2 separate regions of the Homo sapiens genome follow, and region 1 is linked to region 2. Evidence: read pairs that join two places in POLR2A ChIA-PET (ENCODE). Cell type or tissue: Panc1. All regions are shown on one strand. Each heading gives the region's core, and the rest is flanking DNA. Links, peaks and the distances in the headings are about the cores only. Region 1 has its middle 38 kb from the start of ACSL3-AS1. Region 2 holds the start of LOC105373905 (a long non-coding RNA gene).

Region 1 (11,478 bases), core at 2,162-10,161, 150 kb before region 2:
CTGGGCATGGTGGCTCATACCTGTCATCCCAGTACTTCGGGATGCTATGGCAGGAGGATCTCTTCAGCCTAGGAGTTCAAGACCAGCCTGGGCAGCATAGGGAGACCTCAGCTCTACAAAAAAAAAAAAAAAAAAAAAAAGCCAGATGTGATGGTGCACACCTGTGGTCCACTAGGGAGGTGGGAGGATTGCTTGAGCCCAGGAGGTTGAGGCTGCAGTGAGCTGTGATCGTGCCACTGCACTCCAGCCTAGGCAACAGAGAGAGACCCCTGTTTCCAAAAAAACAAACAAAAAAAACCAGAACAACAGGACACAACAGTTAACTCAGAATTTGCCAAATATTTGATACATGTTACCTCCATAAATCCGCATGACAGTGACACAAAAATGGGTGTCCTTATTCATGCTGTTTTACAGATTAGGCAGCTGGGGCTTACAGCAGTTAAAAGAGTAAGTGACAGCTAGGTTGGAACCTTGTCTGTCTGAAGCTCACTGCACACTAGTTTGATGTGGTCTGGTCCCCCGACTCCAGCCTTTTGACTAATGCTGCCAGACCTTCTTGAGCCATCCTGTTGGTCTTGGCTTGTTGACTCCAAACCCCTCAACCCCACCCCAGCACCTTGCTGACCCATGATGCTTTACTATATTCTGCCCACCTGGTCTCCAGTTCCAAGCATGGCACTGACCATCTGCCCTGAGCAGTTAATAAAACAACATTTGGCTGCTGGCTTGCCACCTGCCTGGCACTGTGCCAGGTGCCTTGTGTAGCACCAAGTATAAATGGACACACTAGATATGTGCAAACCTAAAGACTGCTGTATCCTTAGAATGGAGTTCTGTTAACTTTGGCTTAGAGTAGGCAACATAATTATTCTGTTCTTGAGACTTCAGTCATTCTGGCTATTTCTAGTTTGGGTTGCATATTAAAATTGAGGCCACATTTTATGATTAAATTTTCCATCTAAGGATTTTTTCTTTTTTAAAATAGCTTTGGCCAGGGGCGGTGGCTCACGTCTGTAATCCCAGCACTTTGGGAGGCCGAGGCGAGTGGATCACGAGGTCAGGAGATCGAGACCATCCTGGCTAACACGGTGAAATCCCGTCTCTACTAAAAACACAAAAAATTAGCCGGGTGTGGTGGTGGGCGCCTGTAGTCCCAGCTACTCGGGAGGCTGAGGCAGGAGAATGGCGTGAACCTGGGAGGCAGAGCTTGCAGTGAGCCGAGATCACGCCACTGCACTCCAGCTTGGGCGACAGAGCGAGACTCCGTCTCAAAAAAAAAAAATAGCTTTATTGAGGTATAATTTACATACCATAAAATTCAATCATTTTAAAAGTGTATAATTCAATGATTTTTAGTAAATTATAGAGTTGGACAATCATCACTACAGCCCAGTTTTAGAACAAGTTCCTCACCTCACAGCAATGCCTCATGCCCATTTATGGTTATTCTGGGGGCTTTATTTGCTCCCTCCTGGCCCCTGGCCCTGGACTTTTAAATAACTTCACAGGGAAGGGGCAGGATTCGCACTGTAGACCCTCTGGCTTTTCCTTGTTCCCTCTCCCTGTGGTATCATTTCCAGCTGGTGTGGGACATCATTGCTAATAGCCTGGATGTTGGTTCTTTAAAAAAAAATTTACTTTAAGTTCTGGGATACATGTGCAGGACGTGCAGGTTTGTTACATAGGTAAACGTGTGCTATGGTGGTTTGCTGCATCTATCCGTCACCTAGGTATGAAGCTCCCAATGCATTAGCTATTTTTTCTGATGCTCTCCCTCTCCTCGCCACACTGACAGGCTCTGGTGTGTGTTGTTCCCCTCTCTGTGTCCCTGTGTTCTCATTGTTCACCTTCCACTTATGAATGATAATATGTAGTGTTTGGTTTTCTGTTCCTGTGTTAGTTAGCTAAGGATGATGGCTTTCAGCTTCATACATGACCTTGCAAAGGACGTGATCTCATTCCTTTTTATGGCTGCATAGTATTCCCTGGTGTATTTGTACCACATTTTCTTTAATGCATGTTGTTTCTCTCAACCTCTCACGATGTTTGATGCTGGCTCCTTCAGGTGAACTCAGACAAATGCAGCCTGTCACCTGGTGACTTCCCCCAGAGCCTCCTGCTGTGGGGCATCTATGGGAGCGTGACACCCACCGCAGTCCCAACAGGATTTCTACCCAGCCTTTCTTTGGGTCCCCTTCACTTTGATGGGGAGGTTCTAGGGGAGCAAAAGCATACTGCCATGCCCTTAGCTACCTCTGGCATGTCCTTAGCTATCTCTGGCAGCCTTCTCTGGGCCCATGTTTGCCCAGACACCTCCCCACCTCCATGCCCATGCCCATGCCTACCTCTGCACTGGGGAAATGGTGGTCGCAGTGGTGCTGCTTCCAGGGATTCTCCTGGGTCGAGAGGCTGCACTGTCATCTTTCCAGTGTCTCTGGAGTGGCTTGCTGGTTGGTCCAGCTGTTATCAAATTGCTAGTGAGGTGTAAGTGCACCCTCCCACCTTACCCCAAGAGATGAGTCCAGGGTCAACATGTTAATCTCCCTAGATCCCTCCTTTCTGCCCACTTTTTTTTTTTAATTTGCAAAAGATGTCAAAGCAGATCTGCCTCTTATGGATTGTAGTGTGAACTGAGATCCTTACTCCAGGAACTGGGCTCCTGGAACTGAGCCTTGTAGAATATAGACTGCTGTCGCCAAGTGCTTTGTCCACAGTAATCCCTCCTCCTTCTGTTTGGGTCCTTCGCATATCAGTGTTACAAGTCCGTGTTCAACCCTAGATTTGTGGAAAATTGAGGCTCAGAGATGTTAAGGAGACTTGGCATGGCCACACAGTAGACATACACACAAACTCGTCTTACTCCTGACTTGGGAGGAGCAAGGAACAAAGAAGAAAACAGCAACAATCTATTTGCCAACAGCAGGGAAAGAGATGAAAATGATGGTACAGTCCTATGATGTTTTATGCAATCATGAAAATTCATCTGTTTAAAAATATTTGAGTATCTGTAGCAGTTAGAAGTCGTGGACTAAAGGGAACTTAGAAGCATGCTGAGTAAAACATTAAGGACAGCATGAGCTGTGTACGATGCATGCATTGCACAGAGCTATGTGCATTACAGGAGCGCATACAAACAAGAGGAGAATGGGATGAAGGGAATGAAGGTAAAAAGTACTGTTGCTAAGTACAAATATAACACACACGAACATGTCATTCACTGGGGAATATGACTGACTCAACCCTCTCCACCTTTAAAAAATTTTAATAGCAAGAGCTATGCTTATAATATTCCAAAACTAGGAGCATATAAAAGTGTATAAAACATGATCTGATCCTATCCTAATTTTATGAAAAGGCACATATAAGTGTGTACACAAATATAATGAAAACTAGCCTATCATCTGGTTTACAGCTTTCAGCATTTCCCACATTTTCTTGAATGAATTTCCTTCTATGTTTTTTGAATAGAAAAGTAGCAAACTTTAATGGCAAAAGGGGTGTTAGTCTGGCAACTTCCCCCCCGAAACTGTAATTACTGTGTTGTAAGTTCCTTTTTTGTAAGGGACACCAGTCTCCCTGGACTGGTGTTTAATACAGTTTGAACTCTAATAACCAGTCACAATTCTGTGCCACCTTCAGAATTCCTGAGCTAACATTTTTTATTGGCTTCTTTAAAATAATTTTATATTTTGAAATAATTTCAGACTTACAGGAAAGTTGCAAAGATAGTATAAGAATTCCAGTATGCCCTTCATCCAAATCCTTCAAATGTTAACATTTTACCGTATTTGCTTTATCATTCTCTCAAATTTTTTTCAGAACCATTGAGAGTAAGTTGCAGACATGATACTCCTTTACTCCTAAATATTTTAGAGTGTATATCCTAAAAACAATATTATCTTATATGGCCACAATTACCTAAATCGGTTAGTTAACAATGACATAGATTTTATTCAAATTTTTCTAGTTGTCCTGTTAATGTCCTTTAGGGCAAGAGAAAAATAAGTAAATAAATAAATCCACCTCCTCCTGGGGGCCAGGACTCAATTAAGATCTAGGTGCTAGATGTACTCATTCCTACTGGGGGAGGGGGTCACTCTTTCTAGGCTGTCTCAGAGGACAGCATTAATAAATACACATATGTATTCACACACACACACAGACACATACACACCCTATATTACTATCTGTATCTGTTTTCCTTTCTTCTTTGCTTTATTCTGTCTGTCCATCCTTCTATCCCTCCTAAAACCTTGAGTTCATACTGGTACCTCCAATACTAACCCAGCAACACAAGGTTCATTCTAGCCTTCCTTCTTTCCGTGTCTGTAACACTCTTCAACAGTTATAAACCTGGCTCCCCTTATTCAGAATAGAGTCACTTAAATCCTCAATCTTAGAACACACAGAAAGACATTTTTTTTTTTTTTTTTTTGAGATGGAGTCTTGCTCTGTCACCAGGCTGGAGTGCAGTGGCGCCATCTCGGCTCACTGCAACCCCCACCTCCCGGGTTCAAGCGATTCTCCTGCCTCAGCCTCCCAAGTAGCTGGGATTACAGGCATGCACCACCATGTCTGGCTAATTTTTGTATTTTTGTATTTTCACCATGTTGTCCAGGCTGGTCTCAAACTCCTGACCTCAAGTGATCCTCCCACCTTGGCTTCTCAAAGTGCTAGGATTACAGGTGTGAGCCACTGTGCCTGGCCAGAAAGTCATTGCAGAATTGCTAACCATATCACTGTGGAAAGTGAAGATATGAACTAGAATTCAATGTTTGTTTACAGTTCATTTTTGACTTTAGCTTGAGGGTATATGGTCAAAATTCTGAATTCAAAAGTTACTCCAGTAAGTGTTCAACCCCCTTCAGTGTATTTATATAATTTACTTGAAAATAGGTTAGTTTATTTCTGCTTACTTTCAATTTTGGGTATTTTCCTACTCCTTCTCATTTAATTATCTATCTATCTGTCTATCTACCCATCCTTTTTATTTGGATATGTGAAACGTTAACGTGATTCTACATATATGCTATAACATAATTATACCAAAAGGTACACACTCGGGAAATTATCCTTCCCCTAAACTCCTCACCCTGCTCCCACCCCCACCCTTTAACCCTCATTACTACTCACCTCCTGGAAGTCGTGGTACCAGCCAGGGTTCTCCAGAGAAACAGAACCAATAGGAGACTATACATGATTGATTATGGGAACTGGCTCACACTTATGGAGGCTGAGAGATCGTACACTATGCCACCTACAGCCTGGAGAACCAGGAAAGCCAATGATGTATTCAGAGTCGGAAGGCCTGAGAATGGGTGTAGCCTGGGGGTGGAGACCTATTAATAGATTTAGATTCCTAATCCATTTTGAATTTATTTCAGTATGTGGTCTAAAGTATAGATTTAATTTTCTCTTAATCTAAATGGCTAATTAGATATGCAGGTACTGTTTATTAAAAGGTAAATTTTGCCCTAGTGATTTGAGATGCTGCTTTGTTATATGCTAAATTTCCATATGTATTTGGGTCTATTTCTGGACTTTCTATTCCACTTCATTAGTTTATCCACTCATGCACCAGTACCACACTGTTTTAATTATGGAACCTTTATAGTATGTTCCAATGTCTGGTAGGGATAGTCCTTCCTTATAGAATTCCATTTTCAGTGTTTTCTTTTCCAGTGTTTAATGGTCATTCTTGCATGTTTGCTTTTCTATATAAATTTCAGTATTAATATCTCTAGCTACATAAAAATGCTTGCTGGAATGGATATTACATTTATAAAATAAGGATACCTGATATCATTATGATATTGATTCTTCCTATTTAAAAACAAGGTGTGTTCTCACTTATTTGTAGGATCCAAAAATAAAATCAATTGAACTCATGGACAGAGAGAGTAGAAAGATGTTTATGAGAGGCTGGGAAGGGGAGTGGGGATTGTGGGGGAGGTGAAGGTGGTTAATAGGTACCAAAAAACATAGAAAGAATGAATAAGGCCTACTATTTGATAGCACAATAGGACGACTATAGTCAATAATAACTTAATTGTATTTTGAAAATAACTTAAAGAATGTAATTGGATTGTTTGTAACTCAAAAGATAAATGTTTGAGGGGACAGATGGATACCCCATTCTCCATGATGTGCTTATCTCACATTGCATGCCTGTATCAAAACGTCTCATGTACCCCATAAATATTTACAATGGCTATCTACCCACAAAGATTTTTCAAATTTATAATAATAGAAAATAAAAATATAGTATGTCTCTCATTCGTTCATGTCAACTTTTCTTTTAGAATTGTTTTAAAGTTTTTCTTATGTAGATTTTGCACATTTCTTAAGTTTATTGCTATACCTTCTTTGTTGCTATTGTGAATGAGGTTTTATCATAAAACTTTCTAATTGGTTATGGCTTACGTATATGAAGACTATTGATTTCTGTACATTAGCTTTATTATCCTGCTATCTTATTTGAATCTTTTGAGCTAGTTTTATCATTGATTCTCTAAGATTCTCCAGGTATTCTTTCATGTCATCTGCAAATAGCTATAGTTTCACTTTTTTCAAATTTGTATGATTCTGCTTAGTTTATCTTATCTAGCTGTACTGTCTAAGATTATAGTACATGTTGAAGAGTAGTGGAGATAGTACAGATAGCTTTCAACAAATTACTCAGTGTTTCAGAGGGCTGATTTCCTATCCCATTTTCTCACTCCTTCTTGGCAACAGAACCCCAAACTCACTCAGTCAGCGGTGGATTCAGCTAAAGAACTGCAATCTAGATGTAACTTTACCTGGGTGTGATAATGAGACTAAATTTTGGTAAAAGAGAAATAAGTGGAATCATTATATGGTACTTTAGATCCTTCTCCTTCACCACTTTGCTACTACCTGGAATTGGGATGTAATGGCTGGACCTCTAGAGGGCTTTTTGGGCCGCAAGGTGACTTTGAGAATGGAAGCCATGCATCAGGATGGCTGCATTAGCAAGACAGAAAGAGCCTGTGTCCTTAATTATCAAGGAGCCCCATACCAAGCCAAGACTGCCTGCCACTGGACATTTTTACATGAGATAAAAAACAAATTTTTAACTTGTTTATGTTACTATTTCTTGGAGTTTCCAGTCACATGCAGCCAATCAAAATTCTAATGGAGTTTTGGTTTCTTCATCTGTAAAGTGATAGTATTTTACCTCACTGAGTTATCAGGATTAAATGAAATAGTTCATGTAAAAAAAGGCTGCATGGAGTAGGCACATTAAAAAAGTCTCCCATGATTTTGTGAGGTTTGAATGAGCTCTGTATTTGAGTGCCCTTTGCAAGTTGTCAACGGAAGGCCAACATTTTCATCTGTGCTTTGCACCTGTTCTCTTTCTTCTTTCTCAACTCTTCTATGATCAATTATCCTTTCATTTCTTGAATAGCTTACCTCTCTCTTTCAACTTGACTCTTCATGTTGATTTTAAACATTTGTGAGTTGTTCCCATTAAATCAAAACTGTCCCTTTTCCCCTCCAGCTATGATTTTGTCTTTCTCCTATTCTTCAAAGTCAAACTTTTCAAAATAATGTTTTCTTATCTGATGTATCAGACAGTGTTGGCTGTCCACCCAGACCTTTGAATCCCTGCTTTGTGTGTGTGCCTGCCCCCCTTCAGCGTGCTTTTGCTTCTAACACCCAGCACTATGGCTTCATGAGGACTGCCTTTGGGCTATGAGAACCACTCAGCTCCCACCTCCACCCTCCACAGATCCAGAAGGCCTTGGAATATATTCTAGGTAATTTCAGTACATTCCAGAAGTTCCTAGAATTTACTCAGGGTGACTCAGGGGCAATGCTTGAAAGCCACGCTCCCTCGCCTCAGGCTGGAACAACTGACACCACAGAGCTCTCCAGTGGGATCCAGGATCCGGCTGAAGCCACACTCTGCTGGCGTTTCCTGAGATTGCACCTTGGTTGGCCTCCTTCTCTTGTCTTCTTTGTTCTCCTTTCCCTCCCCTGACTGGCATTTTCTTGGGGCATTTTAATCAATCACTTGCACTTGAATGTCCCAGTCTGCATCTGAAAAACCTAACCCAAGACCCCTAATCTCCATCTCCTCCCCTCTTATTCACTCTCCAGCCCAACACAATTTGGCTTCTGGGCACATCATTCCAGGGAAGCAGCTCTTTCAGACAGCCCCCAAAACACGATGTCACTGAATCCAGTGCACACAGTTTAGTTCTGTCTTCCTTGACTTCACAGCACCATTCAATGCCACAGATCCATGGTTCTTGAAGCCCAGGTGTTCCCTGATGACGTCCCTGGCTTTCCCCTACATTTCGTGGCCTTTCTTCAGCTTGTCCTCTTCTATCCAGCCATTGAAACAGAGTGAGTTCTTTAGGCTCAGTCCTCTTTTCCCAGGTGGTCTCACCCAATCTCAGAGCTTCATTGCTACATGAAGGTTACCCACACATGTCTGTTGTAGCACTTTCTCTACTTGCTAAACATCTTTGCTTGAATGTCTCAAAAGTACCTCCAAGCTAAATTCGTAATAACCCTGTGCACAGAAGCAAGCTTGGTCCTCTTGCACTCTGCTCTAATGTGGTGAGTGTAGCACTTCTCCATCTGGCTAGAACCTGGGAGTCATGCTGGACTTCCCCCTCACCCTCGTGCACGTAGCCAACCAAGCACCAACTCCTGTGTCTTGTGCCTTCTGAGTCTCTCTCGAGTGATTCACTTTTCTCTACCACCACCTCCACTCGTGCCTTCTGTCATTCATAACCACGTTGATGGTAAAAATAGCCTCTTCACTGGCCTTTCTGCATTCATTTCTATACTCCTCTAATTTTTTCCCACATGACTGCCAGGCTGATCTTTCCAAAACATAAATTTAATTACATCTTAAAAAATAACTTGCTGAGATATAATTCACATACCACACAATTCATCTATTTAAGGCATAAAATTCATGCTTTTTAATATATTCACAGAGTTGTGCAAACATCACCACAATCTAATTTTAAGATTATTTCCATCATCCCAAAAAGAAACCCTGTATTCATTAGCAGTCACCTCCTGTTCCCCCACACCCCATTCCTGGGCAGCCACGAATCTACTTTCTGTCTCTATGGATTTGCCTATTCTGGACATTTCACATAAATACAATCATATAATACATAGTCTTTTGTGACTAGATTCTTTCACTTACTATGTTTTCAAAGTTTATCTATGTTGTAACACGTATTAGTACTTCATTTTTTTTGGCTGAATAATATTTTATTGCATGGATATATCACATTTTGTTTATTCATTAGTCACTTGATGGACATTTGGGCTGTTTCTCCTTTTCAGCTATTCTGAATAATGCTTCTGAGAGGTTCACATATAAGAGTTTTTGTTATTTTTTTTGAGATGGAGTCTTGCTCTGTTGCCCAGGCTAGAGTGCAGTGGCACTATCAGCTCACTGCAACCTCTGCCTCTGGGGTTCAAGCAATTATTGTGCCTCAGCCTCTTGAGTAGCTGAGATTACAGGTATGTGCCACCACGCCTGGCTAATTTTTGTATTTTTAGTAGAGACAGGGTTTTACCATGTTGGCCAGACTGGTCTCGAACTCCTGACATCAAGGATCTGCCCACCTCAGCCTTCCAAAGTGCTGGGATTATAGGCATGAGCCACTGTGCCTGGCCTCACATATAAGAGTTTTTGAGCGTAGATGTGTTTTCATTTCTCTCAGATATATACTTAGCAATGGAATTACTTGACCATATGCTAATTATATTATATTCTTTTACAAGCTTTTCAATGGCATTTCATGGCTGTTATGATGAATTCAGTCTCCTTTTTCTTGGTGCCCAAGTTTCCATATGGTCTGACCCTCACCTGCCTTGCTGCTGGTGTGGTCCTTGGATAGACTGTGCCATTTTTTTTGTTGATGTCTGTGTCATATTTTGGCTGGAACAATCTCAAATATTAATCTAAATCAACCTTAATCATTTACTGATTTCTATTTCTATGATATATCTATCATATATTACATGATTAGTCCAATCTTACTGTCAGACTGTGATATGGTTTGTTTGTGTCCCCACCCAAATCTCAACTTGAATTGTATCTCCCAGAATTCCCAAGTGTTGTGGCAGTGACCCAGGGGGAGGTAATTGAATCATGGGGGCCAGTCTTTCTCATCCTATTCTTGTGATAGTGAGTAAGTCTCATGAGATCTGATGGATTTATCAGGGGTTTCTGCTTTTGCTGCTTCTTCATTTTTCTCTTGCCGCCGCCATGTAAGAAGTCACCTCCTGCCATGATTTTGAGGCCTCCCCAGCTATGTGGAACTGTAGGTCCAAGTAAACTTCTTTTTCTTCCCAGTCTCAGGTATGTCTTTATCAGCAGCATGAAAACAGACTAATACAGTAAATTGGTACCAGTAGAGTGGGGTGTTGCTGAAAACATACCCAAAAATATGGAAGCCACTTTGGAATTGGGTAACAGGCAGAGGTTGGAACAGTTTGGAGGGCTCAGAAGAAGATAGGAAAATGTGGGAAAATTTGGAACTTCCTAGAGACTTGTTGAATGGCTTTGTCCAAAATGCTGATAGCAATATGGACAATAAGGTCCAGGCTGAGGTAGTCTCAGATGGAGATGAGGAACTTGTTGGGAACTGGAGTATATGTGACTCTAGTTATGTTTTAGCAAAAAGACTGGTGGCATTTTGCTCCTGCCCTAGAGATTTGTGGAACTTTGAACTTGTGAAAGATGATTTAGGGTATCTGGTGGAAGAAATTTCTAAGCAGCAAAGCATGCAAGAGGTGACTTGGGTTCTATTAAAGGCATTCAATTTTATTAGGGAAGCAGAGGAAAACTTGCAGCCTGACTATGGAATAGAAAAGAAAATTCCATTTTCTAGGGAGGAATTCAAGCCAGCTGCAGAAATTTGCATAAGTAGCAAGGAGCCTAATGTTAATCCCCAAGACCATGGGGAAAATATCTCCAGGCCATGTCAGAGACCTTTGAGACAGCCCCTCCATTCACAGGCCCAGAGGCCCAAGAGGAAAAAGTGGTTTCGTGGGCCAGGCCCAGGGTCCTCGTGCTGTGTGCAGCCTAGGGACTTGGTGCTCTGTGTCCCAGCTGCTCCAGCCATGGCTGTAAGGGGCCTACGTACAGCTCAGTTAGCAGCTTCCACGTGGTGTTGAGCCTGAGATGCACAGGAATCAAGAATTGAGGTTTGGGAACCTCCACCTAGATTTCAGAGGATGTATAGAAATGCCTGGATGCCCAGGCAAAAGTTTGCTGCAGGTGTGGGGCCCTCATGGAGAATCTCTGCTAGGACAGTGCGGAAGGGAAATGTGGGGTCACAGCCCCCACACAGAGTCCCTACTGGGGCACTGCTTAGTGGAGCTGTGAGAAGAGGGCCACATTCTCCAGACCCCAGAATCATAGATCCACTGACAGCTTGCACCGTCCACCTGGAAAAGCTGCAGACACTCAAC
Region 2 (11,478 bases), core at 1,697-9,696:
TATAAAATCCATTGATGAACTGGTTAGTATAAGATACTGCCATATTATTCTTCTGCAGGTTTTGGTATTGAGAATGAAGGTGACTAACTTTTCATTGAAAAACTGTTAAAAAATAGCAACAGAGTGAGACCCTGTCTCAAAAAAAAAAAAAAAAAGAACCAAAAAAGTTAAACGAAGTGTGATTCATTCTACTCTCTGAAAAATTCCATTTAGATCATTAGGATGAAATCTCGTGGTATTTTAAAATTTGGGCTATCTTCATTTCTGATAAATGACATTTATAAAAAACAACTTTATTGAGATATAATTGATATATCATATAATCACCTGTTTAAAGTGTACCATTCGGTGCTTTTTAGTATATTTATAGAGTTGTGCACCATCACCATAACTAATCTTAGAATAATTTCATTGCCCTGAAATAGACAACCTGTACCTATTCAGTCCCCTTTCCCTCCAAATCTGCTGCCCCAAGCTCTAGATAACCACTAACTTACTTTATGTCTCTATAGATTGACTTATTCTGGATATTTCACATATATGGAATCCTACAATATGTGTGCTTTTTATGACCAGCTGCTTTGACTTAGCATAATGTTTTCGAGGTTCATCCGTGTTGTAGCATGTATTAATACTTCATTTCCTTTTATTGTCAAATAATATTCCATTACATGTATATGCTACAGTTGTTTATCCATTTACCAATTGATGAACATTTGGGTTGCTTCAATGTTTGGCTATTACAAATATTATTGCTGTGAACATTCATGTGTAAGTTTCTGTGTGGATGTATGTGATCACTTCTCTTGGGTAAGTATTAACGAGTAAAATTGCTGGGTCATGTGGTAACTGTGTTTAACCTTTTAAGGAAGAGCTAAACTGTTTTCCAAAGTGGCTGCACTGTTTTACATTACCATTAGCAATATATGATGGTTTGAATTTTTTTTTACATCCTCACCAACCTTACCCTCTGTCTAATTGATTACAGCCATCCTTGTGGATGTGAAGTGGTACTGATTTTGGTTTCCTTGCTGGCCAAGGATGTTGAGTATCTTTTTATGTGCTGCTAGTCATCTGTATGTCTTCTTTGGAGAAAGGTCTAGTCAGATCATTTGCCTATTTTTAATTGGGTTGTTTATTATTTTATTATTGAGTTTTAGGATGTCTGTGTTTACTTTGAATACAAGTCCTTTATTAGATACGTGATTTGCAAACAATTTCTTTCATTTTGTAAGTTGCCTTTTTACTTTCTTGATGGTGTTATTTGCACTACCCCATGACTTTTTATAGCCTCCATGACCTCAGAATTTTATCCATCAATTGATCCATCCATCCATCCATCCACCCATTTATTCAATGATTCACTGATGAGGAGCCTGTTGATTGACTTTTTCTCCTCCTTCAAGTATGAAAGGTTTTAATGTAAAGAAAAGAGAGGCTTATTCATTGGTTGGGAGGGCAAGGGGAGCAAAGGTCAGGGAAGCTCTTGTCAGCTGTTAGCCTGTGGCACCAAAGTGGGTGATTCTTGAGTTCACCGGGAAACCACTGTGACTCTCGATAACCTCTGGGTAGCTCCCATCAACAGAACTTTTTCTGGATCTGATCGATTTCCTTTCCTGACTTGTGAGTGAGAGGATTTTTCTGTGGTATGAAGTAACCAAGTGAAAAAAACCTTAATGGAAAACACAGTAAGGAACAGGTGTGTATTTCACTGGTTAACTAATGTAATCCCTATTTTGCAGGACCTTTGTGTTGAGCCATGGGGTCATGCTTGACAATTCATTGTAAGAAAAATGGGCTTGGAAAAACATGTCAAGAGGCCGGGCATGGTGGCTCATGCCTGTAATCCCAGCACTTTGGGAGGCCGAGGCGGGTGGATCACCTGAGGTCAGGAGTTCAAGACCAGTCTCAACATGGAGAAACCCTGTCTCTACTAAAAATACAAAATTAGCCGGGTGTGGTGGCCGGCACCTGTAATCTCAGCTACTCAGGAGGCTGAGGCGGGAGAATTGCTTGAACCTGGGAGGCGGAGGTTGCAGTGAGCTGAGATCGTGCCATTGCACTCCAGCCTGGGCAACAAGAGCAAAACTCTGTCTCAAAAGAAAAAAAAAAAAGAAAAAAGAAAAACATGTCAAGAAATCCATATCCAGATTAATATACTTTCAGAAAAGTGTTTTATGTAAAATGTTTATATTCATTTTCCACTCGGCACATACTTCACACCTCCCTCTTAAGAAAATAACAAAACAAAACTCAATACCTTATTTCCTTTGGAAAAGTCTGGATATTTTAGAACACTTCAAGTTAAACTGCATTATATGCTGTTCAACTGGTAACTGCAAACAGTTATCTCAGGTGAGTTTGTGTAGTCATAAAGGGGAGCAAGGTTTGTGGCCAAACTTAATTAGCTTTGCCTTTTTCTTTGAACTGCAATCTGTGTTCCAAATGACAGTTGGCTTCAATTTCCTCATTTGTGTCATATATATAACAACATATACTTCATTATACGATTAACAATGTGTACATGCCTCATTCAGTGCCTGGCTTAGAGTAGGTGATCCATTCATTTATTAACTTTCATCTTTTCTTGATTTTGAATGCAGAAGGTCAAGCCTGGAGAATGTGGTTACATTTACACAATGGAGAAAACAATTTATACAAAATACCTTAGGATCAGGCATCCGCATACGAAGAGAACATTTGCAAGTATACTTCCCTTTAAGGATTGGATGGGGGGTGTGGTATGGTAAGATATCAGGTGTATGGAATGCTTGGAAATGCCAGATTTTCAGTCACAGAGGCCACAGTTTGCCTGACACCCCTTGGGTGGTCAGTGGAGACACATGCAGATCAGAGGGCTGGCTCCGGATCAGGGCTCCCTGTGCAATCTCACTGGGAAACATCTGCTTTACGGAAAGAAGCAGACCAAATGGCCCCAGGAAAGATTCAAGTCAGATGGAAAAAATGAAGTCTCTTAAGCCCTAGGCTTAAGTTCATTTCCTAAAAAAGGCACATGGTGTACTTAGTAGCATTTTTAGAGGAATGTCATTCCTTGACATTGGTTGATGGTCTGGGATGCACTCCACAGTGAAGATAGGGTGTGTGGCTCGAAAGAAGGGCAGAGTCTTCAGATTGGGCCAAGTGAATGAGGAGGTTGTCCCTTTTATTTTATGATTCATGATCTTGCTTCAGCTCTGGGTGATCCTCTTTGATTTGAACTTCCCTTCTCATTCAAAGACATGCAGACATAGCATGTGTCATAACACTGAGGTTAAGTAATGCAATAGCATGGATCTTGGACATCTACTAGCCACAAGGCACTGCGTGAAGCTCTGTAGGGGTTGTAGATAGACAGGTATAGGATACCATCATTTTCCCCAGAAACTGGCAGTGGAGTTGAAAAGATAAGCAAGACATCGATGATGCTTAGTTTGATGTGTCAACTTGGCTAGACTATAGTATCCAGTTATTTAATCAGACACTACTCTAGGGGTTGCTATGAAGGTATCTTGTAGATGTGGATGGCATCTACACTCAGTCGGCTCTAAGTAAAGGAAATCACCCTTGATAATGTAGTGTCATCTAATCAGTTGAAGGCCTTAAAAGCAAAAAGTGAGGTTTCTTGGATAAGAAGACATTCTGCCTTAATACTGCACCATCAACTACTGCTGAGTTTCCAGCCTGCTGGACTGCCCTACAGATTTCAGACTTGCCAGACCTCACAACTATGTGAGCCAATTCCTTAAAATTAACAGGTACCCTCCCCAGCCCTCTATGGGTCTCCTTCTCTGGAAAAACACTGACACAGGATCCAATAGCTTGATGCAAAGCACAACGTATGCTCCATAAGAGCAGGGACTTTGTTTTGTTGACTCGTGTATCTCAGCAGTTAAAACAATGCCTGGCATCTGCTTGACACTCAATAAATACTTCTTGGATGAATGGAGAGATGGTTTGGTGGCTGGATGAATGGATGAAATAATTGTGGTATGAACAACAGGAATAGTACAGAATGTTACTACTCCCCAGACAAAATCATAGCATTCTTAGAATCAACCTTCAATTTCAATTTTTATGCTTTTTTTTCTCCTAAAACTAGAATGTATCACATGTAAAATGATGAGGAGTCTAAACCAAAAGCCGCCTGTTCCACTTGCCGGTGATTAGTTTAAAAATGGGGTGGGGAGGGCCTAGATTCTGGACTGTGGGATGTTAAGAAGTATATTACATGTGGCTGGGAAAGTTTTCTTCTCCTGAAACAAAAATCCTCTTTCTTCTCTGGATATAAAGTTAACTGTATATGATGCTTTAAGTTTCTGTAGCCATTTTTTATAGTGGAACAAGGGCTGAGCCACAAGAATTGCAGAGAAATAGAGCAAGAGTCCTGATACAGCACATCTGAAGCCCATCTTAGCTGAATTCGGGACTGTATGTGTGTTTGTGTGTGTGTGTGTGTGTGTGTGTGAGAGAGAGAGAGAGATAAGAAGAGAGAGAGAATAAATTTGTCTTTTGTTTAAGACGGTTTGAACCATGGTTTTTGTTACCTGAGCTAAAGGCATCTTGATTCATTAAATGAAAATACAGTCATGCTAGAATGGCTAGAAGTGGCTAGTAGTTAAGAAAACTTTAAAAAGCTGAGTGTGTTTGATATCAGCAATGATGAGTTGCTTACCAGGATAATTTAGTTGTTGGTATACATTGGTTTAGGTACTCCTTAATTGGGAAGTTTCTTAAAAACCAAGGAAAAGCTCCTGAAGAATCTGAAAGAACACAGAAGTACCCATGTATTAATAGTGGAAGACATTACACAAAATTGCAACCCTATGTCCTTCACTCAAAAACCAGTGGAGGTAGTTTCAAGGGGCCTACAAGCAAAAAGCTGCCTAATTCTCAACAGCTCTTTGCTTGTTCTTTTTTTTTTTTTTCTTTTTTTTCTTTTTTTTTTTTTTTTTTTGAGATAGAGTCTCACTCTGTCACCTAGGCTGGAGTACAGTGGCGCAATCTCAGCTCACTGCAATGTCTGCCTCCCGAGTTCAGTGATTCTCCCACCTCAGCCTGCCGAATACAGGCATGCGCCACCACACCCAGCTAGTTTTTTTTTTGTTTTTTTTTTTTTTTAGTCAAGACGGGGTTTCGCCATACTGGCCAGGCTTCTTTGTTTTTTCTGAGTGAGTTATCACATTTTACACCCTGGACTATTGCATCCCAATGTTGTTCCTAATAGCCTTCAGGGGATATAGGGTGCCAGGGTGGAGCTGGAAGGATTATATATGTGTCTGTTTTGCTGGTTTGTTCTTGACAGGGTGTTAAGGAATGTGAAGGATCTGAGATTTTACTCCATTTACAAGTTAACAAGTTTGTCTGCCAGCCCTGGGGATGATGGCAGAAGACATGAGACTCCTATGTCAGAGACAAAAGATGTTATTATTCACTCATGGCAGAGCAAGCAGCATAAACATTATGTTTATATTGGTCACCTGCCCCTCCATGTCTTATGGGGTTGATGTGGAGGGACCCAGGTGAATGCTGTGCATTCAGTGGGCTGACCTCACACCTGAGGAACCCTTGGCTTAGGGAACCTGAATCTTAGGGCTGCTAGCAAACCTTCCCTTTTCTCTGGAGAGAGACATCATCTTTTCTATGCTGGGCAGTAGGCAAATCTTCCCTTTACTCTGGAGGCTGTCACTATCTCTATCTTGCAATGCTGCTTACTATACAGACATCCTTCAAAAGATAGTCCAGGGTGAAAACACAGTTAATGCTATGCTCCCAGGACACTCAGAAATGCAAGAGTTACAGGGAAACTGCCTCCCTGGAAGGGGCTAGGGAGGGGCTTAGGGAATTGGGGAGAGTCTAGCTGGGTTTATAGGATACCAAAGTTGTGACCCGCTAGATTACCAGTGTGAATGCATAGTAGTGTTTTGGTGGATGGTTTTGTGACAAGAAGATGTGAAACCCCACAGACAGTTTAGGATGATTACCAAATAGGAAGGGATATTGCTGTAGCTCTTTGTTTGGGGCAATGAAGTATTTCACTGGAGCTGCTTAGAAATAAAGTGTTCTGTTCCATTGAAAATGAGAAAAGCAGCTAACACCTACAAAGTGCATTCTGTGTACCAGTGAGAGAGCTAAATTCTTTGTTTAGACTAACTTATTATCACTACAACATTATGAGATAGGGGCCATAATTTTCCTCAATATGCAGATGAGGAAAATGAGGCACAGAGAAAAATTAGGATTATAAAAGAACAATTTCAGAATATCACACAGCAACTAAAAGAGTGGGAAGATTGAGGGCCTGCCTGAGAAATCCAGGGAAGGCATTTCCTATCAGAGCATTACTTGGTCGACCTGTCAGGATCAGAGTTGGGCTGGAGCTACCTGGAATTAAATTGGAACACTCTTTCCTATCCCTACCTTAAAGACAATGCTTGATAATCAAGATATTGTATGAGCATGAAGAGGAGAAGGAAGTAGAGAAAAAAGAGTCAATGCTATAGACCCTCATAGTTAATATCTACTGACACAAAGATGGATAATCAGGAAGCGGGAAGGGTGGTGACATGATTTGCCTCCATGTCTGTCTTAATGGGCAACTGTAGTCAAAATGCTTATCCCCAGTGTATTAGTCTGTTCAGGCTGCCATAACAAAATGCTGCAGACTGGGTGGTTTACACAACTGAAATTTATTTTCTCACCATTTTGGAGGCTGAAAGTCCAAGACCAAGGTGCCAGCAGGGTCCGTTTCTGGCAAGGCCTCTCTCCTCGGCTTCAGATGATGCCTTCTCTCTGTGTTCTCCCATGGTCTTTTCCCTGTGCACACAAAGAGAGAGCTCTCTGGTGTCTCTTCTTCTTGTAAGGCTATCAGTCCTGTTGGATTAGGGCACAACCTTTATGACCCCTTCAACCTTTATTATCTCCTTATAGGCCCTTTCCACAAATACAGTCACATTGGGGGTTAGGGCTTCAACCTATAAATTTTTTAGGAGGGGGATACAATTCAGTCCATGACACCCAGTTTTCAGATAAGAAAATGAAACATTAGCGAAGTCAGCAATACCTACCTCATAGAATTAAAAGAGATTTTGTATTTTGTCTGGCAGATCATGGGTGCTCAGTCAATATCACCTCCCTTCCTTATGTTTTAATGATCAGCTAAGGCGGGCGTTGATTTATTGCATGTTCAGCATAAGGAGGGGTCATGGAAGGTTAGGGAATGGATGGGGAGGAGATGAATGCTTCACTAGTTTTATCTTGCTGCATAACAAATTACCACAAATTCAGTGGCCTAAGACACCATTCATTTATAATTTGCATTTACCATGAGTTAGGAGTCCAGACATGGCTTACTTGGATTCTGTGCTCAGGAACTCATGAGGCTGAAATGAAGTTGCTGCCTGGGTTGCATTCCTTCCTGGAGCCAGAGTTTTCCTCTGAGCTTTTGAGATTGTTGACCGAGTTCAGTTCCTTGGGGTTGTAGGACTCAGGTCCCCATTTTCCTGCTGGTTGACAGTGGCTGGGGACACTGTCAGCTCCTAGGGGCCACTCCCATTCCTTGCTATGTGGACCTCTGATAGATTCCCTTGCAACATGACAGCTTAGTTCATTAAAGCCAGCAAGAGAATCTTACTCCAGTGTGCTGAAACAGTGTTTCAAGTAATGTCACATAATCATGGGGGTAACATCTCATCACCATTGCCATATTTTATTGGCTAGAAGTAAGTCACAAGTTCTGCCCACATTCACAGGGAGGGATTATACAAGGCTGTGACTCATTGAAGATTACCATAAGGTTTGTCAGCCTTTGGCAGAAAGGATAAAAGGGGTTGGTGCTGATGGCAACTGCCATCTGCTTTGTATGACATCTGTCATACATGCTGTGGGTGACCAAACTTGAAGATGGATTAGCAGCTGAAGAATGGCATCAAGAATGTAGTTGTTGAGTTTTCAGATGGCCTGAAATAATAGGGTGCTGAGAGTCTGAAAGATAGTAATCGAATTCCAGACAGTAGTCTGAAAGATAGGAAAGGAAGAAATTAGAACCTCTAAAAGAGTGTAAAACTCAGTTAGGGCAAATCACTACCACTTACTTGAAGACACAAACTAAACTGTCCTCAAAATCAAAATGAATAGATAAACTATTTTTAAAAAGACTCTATTGTCTTAATTCTACTAAGCTCAATGAGAGTGTAGCATGTGGGTCAGTTATGTAGTAGAAGTAGTGATATTAGATAGAGGTACAAACGGTCTATTTCTCATTCCAGGAAAAGTATTGACTTCTACAGGTGAAGAATACTGAGCTTCTCTCTTTCTGCCCATAGAGTTTGTTCTATACTTTTGAGAGAGTGCAACATTTAGCGAGGTGTAATGGAACTTCAGGAGTTTCAGAAAGGAATACATGATTTGATCATGAGGAAGAAGGACTGGTTGTGATGATGGCCCTTCTCTGAAGGTAGAGCCTGTGGTGGACCTGGGACTTGAACCTGGGGAGTCTGGCTTCAGGCTCTGTTTGAACTCTCTACTTGTTACTGATAGGAGAGTCACCTTGGTTCCAGAGCTGCTTCATTTCATAGTTTTAGTCCTTTTCTGAGGTTCAGGTGTATCCTTGTCCTTATATAGAATGTAATATCCCCTTATAATAAATTCCTTGTGAAGTTTTATTAAACATTTATTAAAGCTGGTTTCTGTTTCTTGCGTACAGAAATAATTTAACTAAGACAGTTGTTGACTCATAAAAGAAAAAGCAGTGAAGGCTTCATGATTGTTATTTCAGACACGAAAAGTCAACACGACTCTCCAGCTGTATAGAATTCAACAGGAAATGGGTTTAAGTTTCAGGAAAGAGCATTTTATTAGACCATTGGAGTCCATAATAAGTCTCTAGCCTAATAAGCAAGAGAAAATTATAGATTAAGTTCTTAGGATCTTCAAAAACCAGAAAAATTACAAACAAGTGTAAAGTAGGAGACTGGAGCTGAAGATTCTTTGAGGTCTTTTACACATACATTTCTAAAAATGAAAGACTGCATAATTCCAACATACTGGAGAGTAGGGAGTGGAGGGGTGAGCTTGTAGAAGTTCTTTGGGGACTGGCCGGGCGCAGTGGCTCACGCCTGTAATCCCAGCACTTTGGGAGGCCGAGGCAGGCGGATCAAGAGGTCAGGAGATCAAGACCATCCTGGCCAACATGGTGAAACCCCGTCTCTACTAAAAATACAAAAATTAGCTGGGTGTGGTGGCATGCCCCTGTAATCCCAGCTACTTGGGAGGCTGAGGCAGGAGAATCGCTTGAACCTGGGAGGCGGAGATGATTGCAGTGAGCCGAGATTGCGCCACTGCACTCCAATCTGGCGACAGAGGGAGACTCCACCTTAAAAAAAAAAAAAAAAAAAAGAAGAAGAAGTTCTCTGGGGACTTGGTTGGAGCCGGACCTGTCCGATATGGTTTCCAATCCAAACTTCACCTTTAAGGAAGTCTTCTCATGTAGGGAAACTGAGGTAGAAGGAATCATGCCTGCTGTGGTTTAAGTTTCTTGAGGTCAGGCACTTCCTCTTTTCCCAGCACTGTAGGAAGCAGTCATTTAATTTTGAGAATGATGACAACTGCATAATTAGTAGGAGGATATTAAGATAATAAATTGTGTTTAACTTGAATATTTTAAAGAGTTTATTAGTGTTTTACATTTTGGATTGGGGGTCAGATGCTTCATAATAATCTTAAATCACTAAATGAAGGATTCATGACTCAGATATTCTTTGGAAATCTTTGATATCACATGGCAGCCTTCAGCAGCCTTACCAGAACATTGTATTCTTGACTGGCTAATGCATTTTAGAAGGAACTTCATTTCTTTTGAGGTACTACAAAGAGTCACTGGAATGTTATCAGGTCCTCATGATATGAATTATGTAAAAAGTAGCCGCATTGATCTTGTTCTATAATGAAAAACTTAATGTCTAAAACCTCTGAGGGAGATTACCAAAAATTCTTCACATTTAAGATAGCCATTGGGATGCAAAATGTAGTCACCAATGTTTGCTGTGCTCCAAGACACTGCTAGATTCTTCACACTTATTACCAGTGTTTAGAAAACCTGTAGGAACAAGAATAGGGCAGCTCAGATGCCAAAGATCATCAAGCATTGCAAGAGAGGTAGCCAGAGAGATTTCATTCGCATAAATTAAAAAAAAAGTCTCAGTAAGCCGCAACTGTGGTTCTCTTTGTTTTGGTTCATGCGAGCATCTTGAAGACCAAAACTTTCTGGAAGCATAGACCTTCCCCACATTTTGTGACAGAGTGATGACACATACTTGTCATTTGAGAGGCACCATGCTATAGTGAAAGAAGCCAGATTTGGAGTCACCGGCTATACACTCTGTAATTTACATCTTCTGTTACCTGACCTCCCTGAGCCTTCGTTTTCTCATCAATAAACTGAGGATCAAAAGGATCCTCCCAAAGTTGTTATGAGGCTCAGTGGACCTCCAGAAGGGATGGCACTGATTAGCACTGACTAAGATTCAGTGATTGAGAATCACCAAATGACAGTGATATCACTGATTGAGAATCAGCACAAGCCATAGTCACCACTATCCATGGTGGTCTGAGGGTGGGCTCTCCTATCTGGCCACCTGTGGTCAGATCCTGAGCTAGCCTCTCAGTGGTTGCACAACCTTTGGCAAGTTAGGCATTCTGAGCCTCAGTTGTCTAAATCAGTAAAATGCCAATCATACAGTAATGACAGCTGTTTAACGGGGTTGTTAAAGGAGTGCGTGAATAGTGGAAAGTGCTTGCAATAGTGGAAATATTATAGTAGAACAGTGGAAAGTTCATATTAGGCCTAATAAACATTAACTTCTGCTACCACTGGGTAGTATTCCAGATTATACAGCTAAAATGCTTCAAATCAGAGATTCCAATTTTGGGGCTTTTCTTATCTCTAATATCCTAAGCCCAACCACCTCTTTTCATTTCTTAAACCGAAAGCTGTGGAAATAGTCATTTTTCCTCATAGGCATTATATAAAATATCACAGATCCTGTAGGTAAACAGTTATGTATAGTTTTTCTTGGCTCACTGCTTAAAATGGAAAAACAGAGGAATCTGTTGCCTTTCCTCTTGTTAATTTCGTGTGCGTATGGAGCCCATAGCTTGAGAATAATTGTCTTGAGGACAAGGGCAAAATCTTTTATCTTTATTTTATGCACAACTTCTGCATGATCTCAGTGGTTAGTTGAATAATTGTTGGTAGACTTATTTTGGATTGAGTCAATTTTCTATTCCCAGTGCTATAATGAGGTATAATGAGGTGTATGAGGGAAATAGGTAGTATTTTCATCCATTTGGACTCACTTCTGTTAACCCCACTTATTTAATTACTCAGAAATATTCATTAATTTAACAAATATTGAGGCTGCTATGCACCAGGTGCTTTGATGAGTACTAGGGAGAGTAGCAAGTCAGACATAGACCCTGCCG

The links. ChIA-PET counts read pairs that join two places held together with the same protein. Peaks named below come from ENCODE experiments on the same cell type or tissue, not always from the same donor. Only the 100,000 strongest peaks of a DNase experiment are listed, where the experiment ranks them.
Region 1: POLR2A ChIA-PET joins it to region 2 with 14 read pairs; 3 of 35 experiments call an interaction of 5 or more read pairs at or near these places.

What each region holds. Positions count from the first base shown.
Region 1 is chr2:222,951,662-222,963,139 of GRCh38, forward strand. No RefSeq gene overlaps it. Among named protein-coding and RNA genes, the nearest start is that of ACSL3-AS1, 38 kb to the left of the region's middle. RefSeq lists an enhancer at 8,722-8,821. In Panc1, for the core only: a CTCF peak has its summit at 7,905; a DNase peak (open chromatin) is centred at 7,850.
Region 2 is chr2:223,105,583-223,117,060 of GRCh38, forward strand. The region is part of intron 1 of LOC124907986 (a long non-coding RNA gene); the gene reads left to right. It overlaps LOC105373905 (a long non-coding RNA gene), which reads right to left and starts at 6,788. Exons shown (of 3, transcript XR_923950.4): 1 at 6,699-6,788; 2 at 4,673-4,760. In Panc1, for the core only: no CTCF peak of the experiment used is centred there; no DNase peak of the experiment used is centred there.